2 separate regions of the Homo sapiens genome follow, and region 2 is linked to region 1. The links are chromatin contacts, found by Hi-C or POLR2A ChIA-PET in ENCODE. All regions are on one chromosome and are shown on one strand. Each heading gives the region's core, a stretch centred on a gene start or an enhancer-like site at or near the end of the contact. The rest is flanking DNA. Distances are from core to core; before and after follow the strand shown. Region 1 overlaps LOC101929727 (a long non-coding RNA gene). Region 2 overlaps RNLS (renalase, FAD dependent amine oxidase).

Region 1 (2,910 bases), core at 119-2,618:
TGTTTCCAGAACACAAAGAACACTTGATAAAGTTGGAGAGAGATATTTTTTGAAAATATGTCACTAGGCAGCTTGGGAGCAATTTAGCAGCACCATCCTACAGGGTATGAATTTAACCTTTGCTCTCTGAAATGAAGGTCAGCAAATTTGTTTTTACTCTACATATCTTATAATCAATTCAATGTCTGGGTAAATCAGTTTCTAAAGAAGAGGCTGTGTTTGCAGATAAGTGATACTTTCACCCTCTAATTTTTTAACCATTTAACCCTCTCTTCTCTGAATTAAAATTCTTCTCCCTTCACTTTTTTTTTTTTTTTTTTTTTTTTTTTTGGCAGTGGAGGAGGAATCTAAAAACTTAAGATGCAAAATATTAAAAGGGGAAAAATACCATACTGTTGTCTGCAGAGGGTAAAAAGAGTCCAGCAAAATGTCTTTTTTTTCCTTCTAAGAGATGAACATGTGAAAAGATACTTTAAAAATCTGTCTGTTCACCTGAAGCTTTCTTGCGAATCCATACTTTAAACCAGGGTTGACAAAGAATAGCCCATGGGCAAAATCCAACCCACTGCCTGGTTTTGTAAATAAAGTTTTAGTAGAACACAATCATGCCCATTCATTTAGTTATTATCTATGGTTTTTGGACTACAACAGCAGAGTTGAGTAGTTGCAAGAGAGGTCATATGGCCCAAAAAAGACTGAAATGTTTACTATCTGGCCCTTTATAGAACATGTTTGCTGATTCATGCTTTAAATCAAAGAAAGAGTCTTGGAGAAATGACATGGTGAAAATACATCCTTAGCCTAGATACAGCAATGGCTTAGGGGTAAAGGAGAGTAGATACTGGTTTTAATCCAAGCATTCACTTTGTAGAAACATAGAACAATATCAAGCTGATGAAATGAACAATAGTTGGGAATGCACTATAATGAGGTAAAGACATAATAACTAAATTTACTCCTCTGATTCTCCAGCAGCTTATCTAATAACAATATGCTATGGTAGCGATGAACCCAGCATCCTCAGCTAATGTCAGCCATTTGGGAATAAGAGTTTCTTCCCTGCAGCAGATGTGTGGCTCAAAGTTCACCACGAGTGCACTCACAGAGAGAGCACAGCATGTGTTGTTCTGTGAGGGACCAGTGCTGGCCTGTCAATGGAATAGCTAATTTAGTTAAAGGACTGGGGAAATAGTGGGGGTGGCAGGCTAGAACTTGGGAAAAGAAGAGTTTTAACCCTTTCTGGGTATGACTTTACTTTTCAAATAATGATAATTCTGCTGCCTATAGAATTTGAACCAAGAGAATGAAATGCAGTTTATATCATTCCTTGCCAGTCATCCTACATGGACAGCTGCCAGGAGGCTGATATGCAGAGGCGATCATTGCATGCATGGTTATTTCTGTCGTAGACGCTCGTCATCCCTTGAAATTGCTCTGCTCCTAAGATTCCAAATTCCAGCCTCTGCTTGCTTGTCTCAGAAGTCTAGTACGTGGACTAAGGAGGGTGGGCTTCCTCAACTTCCCTCTCCAACTAAAACTGCCGGGTATTCATCCTGGGCCTAGATTTTTACATCTCTCTTGGAAGAAGGGCGGAGACTCACCTCGTGGCTTGTGTGTTGCCATACTTTCTGATTTCTTTAGACCATTGCTTTGTCATCTTCAGGTTATTCCTCTCTTTCCATTTTCCTAGCAAACATGGTTTGGTCTTACTTACCATAAATATGTAAAAAATCAAAAACAAAAACAAAACTCTTTTCCTCAACTTTGCTGTTCTCTTTTGCTGCTTTCCTAGTGGCTTAAATAAGTTTATTTCTTGTACATGCAATGGCCACAGAAGATTGGGTGGCTTTTCTCAAGAGGACTTATGCTGTATTCAGTGATTCAGCAATCACGGGTTTTTCATCTTTCAGTTTTGTTGTTTCTGCACAGGGCCTCCCCCATGACCACTGCAGCAGGGATGAATCTGGCACAGGCTTTTCCCTGCCTCAGTCCAGAAAGAACCCACTTCACATTTCTCTGAAGAACTACCACATACTCTTCCACAGTGCAAGGACGCTGGGAAGTACCATTTTCCGTGTGCCTGGAACGGGAGTAGAACCAGATATTGGTGAATACAGTAATGCATTCCACAACAACTTCCATAAGGAAGTGCCACTACTTCTTCGGTGTCCACCACTGTCTTCCAACCCACATCTTCTCAAATCTGGTTTTTGCCACAATCACTCCACGAAACTACCTTTGTTTTTGCCTTATCTTTTCCTTACAGTGATCACCTTGTCTATCTAACCACATTATCTTTGCTACTTCTGCCTTGGTTTCTTGGCGGAATTTGATCCAAACTTTATCTCGTTTCTTCCTGAATTCACTTTTTGGTTTGCATAACAGCACATGTAGCATCTCAAGCTTTCCCTCATCCTTTTATACAGACCTTCTCTCAGTTTCTTTCACTGATTTCTCTTCCTCTTCCTCCTACTCAATGTAGGGAGTCCATGTAGCTCAGACTTTTCTTTGCATTCTCTATGTCCTCACCCTTGGGCTTCAGCCTTCAGCTCTGAGCATGTAACTCCTCAGTCAATCAATCAATCCATCAATCCACCCATCCATCCCCTTCTTCAGATCTAGAATTACACCTCTAAATTTCACTTACATTACACTTCCACTTTTAAATGGACATAAATTCATAAATTCATAAGGTCTAAAAATAAAAGATCTTCTTCCAACCTAACAATTTCTATTAATAGAACTGTATCTGTTAGAATACCTGGGATACATGACAGAATACCCCAATTCAAGTGCCTAAAATAAAGAAATGTATTATCTCAACTAGTGAGAAGTTGAGGTGCTTCTCTCAGCTCTGCCTCGATGTGTGTATCAGTTCTGGCTTCTGTTGGCTCCTCTCACAGTAGTTAG
Region 2 (2,910 bases), core at 221-2,720, 160 kb after region 1:
AGTTGCTCAAGCTAAGAACCTGTAAGTCATCTTTGTCTTAATTTTCTTTCCATGTTTAATTTATCAGCAAGTCCTGTAGATTCTACTTCTAAAACACACCTTGAATAAGGCTACTCTGTTCATCTCCATAATCACCATTGTTTTCTCCTTCTGAGCCACTGCAATAACTTGCTATTTGGTTTCAATACTTTCTGGCACCCTGTCTTCCCCAGCTCTTGCCTCCTTCCCTTGAAATCCATTCTCTGGACTATGCCATCCTGCTTAAAACATGCCTGAGAATAATTCAAAATCCTTCCCAGGATCTGGCCCCAGTTTAATTTGCCTCACTCTGCCTAGGACTCACTGTTCTAGCTATGGAGGCCTCCTTTTTGTTATCAGAACACAGCACAGTCTTTCCAGCTGAAGAGACTTAAATATTTTGCTGGTCCCTGTCTCCATGTTATCACATGGCTAGCTCTTTCTCCTATCTCATGCTATCTACACAGACAGTCCTACTCTCACAAGCTGTGTGAGAGTTCCCTTCATTCTCATAGAACCTTTTTATTAACTTTCTGTGACCTCTCAAACTGAAATTACTTATGTTTTTATTTGATTCCTTGTTTATCATCGTCTTTTTATATGACTTCCCCCTACTAGTAATCAAACTCCATTAAGACAAGGATCAGGTCAATTGCCCTCATCACTGTATCCCCAGAGCTTACAACGTGGTACACAGGAGATACTCAATAACTATGTGTCGAATGAATAAGTGAATAAATATCAGGGAATTAACATACCCTACATGTTACATAGTACCATGCATCAGTGGAGCCATGGATATGAGACACTGTGTTTCCTGTTTGTAACCTGTTATTTGTTAATTCCTGTCAGAGTTGAGAGCTCTGATAGTAGCTGCCATCATCTGGGGAGTTCTATGGAATCTTGCCACCATGAGTTCTGGAAAAGGGAATCTGTTTGTGTTGGGACTTGAGGGATGGTATAAATTAACTCCCAAGGTTTATTAGTAGTAAACAATTAAAATCCACCCTGAAATTGGAGCTTTACTAAAGATGGCTATTTTGTAGCATGTAGGAAATTACGATATTGGTTTACCTCCTAGGATTCAAAAAGCATTCATTCTCTTTTGGAGCCAGAAAAGGAGAGGTATGTCTCCTAACAGAACTGTGCTGGGTTTTTTTTTGTTATTGTTGTTTTCTTTTTTTGACAGTCTGTGGAGCTCACACATTGGCCATAATAAAGCCTGCTATCTATTTTTGATTTGTCAAAGTTGTGCTTGAGAGTGATTAACATACCCTTAGCAAAATGAATCATTCTATAGAGATTTAAAAGTCACGATGGAATAAATATCTTGGTCAAAGGTATTGCTGCTTTAATTACATTCATTTGTTTCAATATTTCGGTTTTAGGGATTTCTTAACTGAGTTGTTAAGGATCCTTTTAGGGATTTCTTAACTGAGTTGTTAAGGATCCTTTTGAAAGTGAAGTTTACCATGGTGCCCTCTGGTGGAATGAAATTCGCACAGTTTTTAAAGCTAAAGCCCTATCTAGTGAGAATGCATACAGAAATAAAAGGAGCAACATTAAATACAAATGTCCAAAAACTATAAGCAGGGTACTCTTGCTATTGGGGGACTACAAGATATACCTGCCTCAGAATATTTACAGATTCAGGGATAGGGCATGTAGTTGCTATAAAGGAAGAGCAATGACATAAATACATACAATTCCAAATCCATTAGAAAATGAGGGCCAGAAGCCACAGCATTTCATATCATCTGGCAACACTGACACTGACTAATTAGGTATTATATTGAGAAAGTCAGAAGAAGGTGATGGCAATTACAGCATTTGCAACAATATTCATAAATAGCTAGGAACACAAGGGGGAAATACAATTTGGTTGTGGTCTATCAAGAACCAGTGGATATTCATTTGATAGGACTTTTGTAATTAGGCTCACCATCAAAGCTGATAAAATCATCAAAATGGTAAGTGTCCCAGTGTTGGTTCCTTGAAACTGTGTTGTGACCAGACTTAGTGACTCCTTGATAAAGCAGCTTTCACGTGTCTTCACAAGGAAATAAAGTGAAAGTCTCTGGGACGCTATCTGGGTCACACACCACAGGGATCCTGCTCAGAGGATTTAGAACATTGGACCAGCTCACTAAGGAAAGATGTCAAGGCCCTTCTTTGAGGACCTAAGGAAGTTTTTAATATTCGTTCGTCTGAATGCACTAAATAAAACTCTCATTCCAAATAAGATAAAAGAGGGGAAAAAAGTGTTTGAGCATCCAATCCCCCAAAGTGTCTGCAAATTATTTAGTATTATTTCAGTACTCAAACTTCCTGAAAGGTGGAATGTGGGGCAGAGGAGTAGTGAGCAGGGACCATAGCACACATGCATTTAGTCAGCTTGTTGGTTTTCTTATTGGGGACCTTTCTTTGAAACTTGGTGCACCTCAGATTTTAAAAAACCCAAAGCCAAAAAACAACTAACAGCTGGCTCTTCTAAAGCAGTGGCTCTCAGAGGAATGGTACTGCCTTCTAGGGGATATTTTGGAAGTTTATGAGGGCCATTTTTCTTGGGAAGGGTGTCTCAAAGTATAAATTATTATGGGACTGTTAACTGACATTCAGTGGGTAGTAGTCAGGGAGGTAAGGGGAAGTTCCATATCATGTTAGATTTTACTGTCCCACCAACTATTCATGTAGATTTTTAAAAAATCTGTATGTAATGATTTAAGCCTAGGACCAAATTCAATCTTACATAAAAAATTAAATATTTCTTTTCATGGTTTTAATAGACACCTAATTTCCCATAAATGCAAATCCAATGTAAACTAACTGAAGACTATACTTTGTTTCATTTGAACCTTACTGAGAATTGTTAATCATTTTTGAAAATTATAA

The links. Hi-C counts contacts between places; a loop is a spot of excess contacts on that map. ChIA-PET counts read pairs that join two places held with the same protein, here RNA polymerase II (POLR2A). Pooled maps may share reads with other maps.
Region 2: a loop to region 1 is called in a map of Caco-2, with 2.7 times the contacts of the local background. The contact joins two enhancer-like sites. A Hi-C loop is called at or near these places in 4 of 168 maps with a recorded cell type or tissue (Caco-2, MCF 10A, aorta and 1 more), 9 of 37 single-sample maps with no recorded cell type and 10 of 50 pooled maps. POLR2A ChIA-PET finds 5 or more read pairs at or near these places in 5 of 52 experiments (GM12878, HEK293T, MCF 10A and 2 more).

The regions. Positions count from the first base shown.
Region 1 is chr10:88,226,437-88,229,346 of GRCh38, forward strand. All of the region lies in intron 1 of LOC101929727 (a long non-coding RNA gene), which reads left to right. It also overlaps a transcript of RNLS not described here. Among named protein-coding and RNA genes, the nearest start is that of RNLS, 360 kb to the right of the region's middle. Within about 2 kb of position 1,369, at least 8 of the 41 ENCODE cell types and tissues checked have a DNase peak (open chromatin) inside an H3K27ac peak, as active enhancers do.
Region 2 is chr10:88,388,146-88,391,055 of GRCh38, forward strand. All of the region lies in intron 4 of RNLS (renalase, FAD dependent amine oxidase), which reads right to left. Among named protein-coding and RNA genes, the nearest start is that of RNLS, 190 kb to the right of the region's middle. Within about 2 kb of position 1,471, at least 3 of the 41 ENCODE cell types and tissues checked have a DNase peak (open chromatin) inside an H3K27ac peak, as active enhancers do.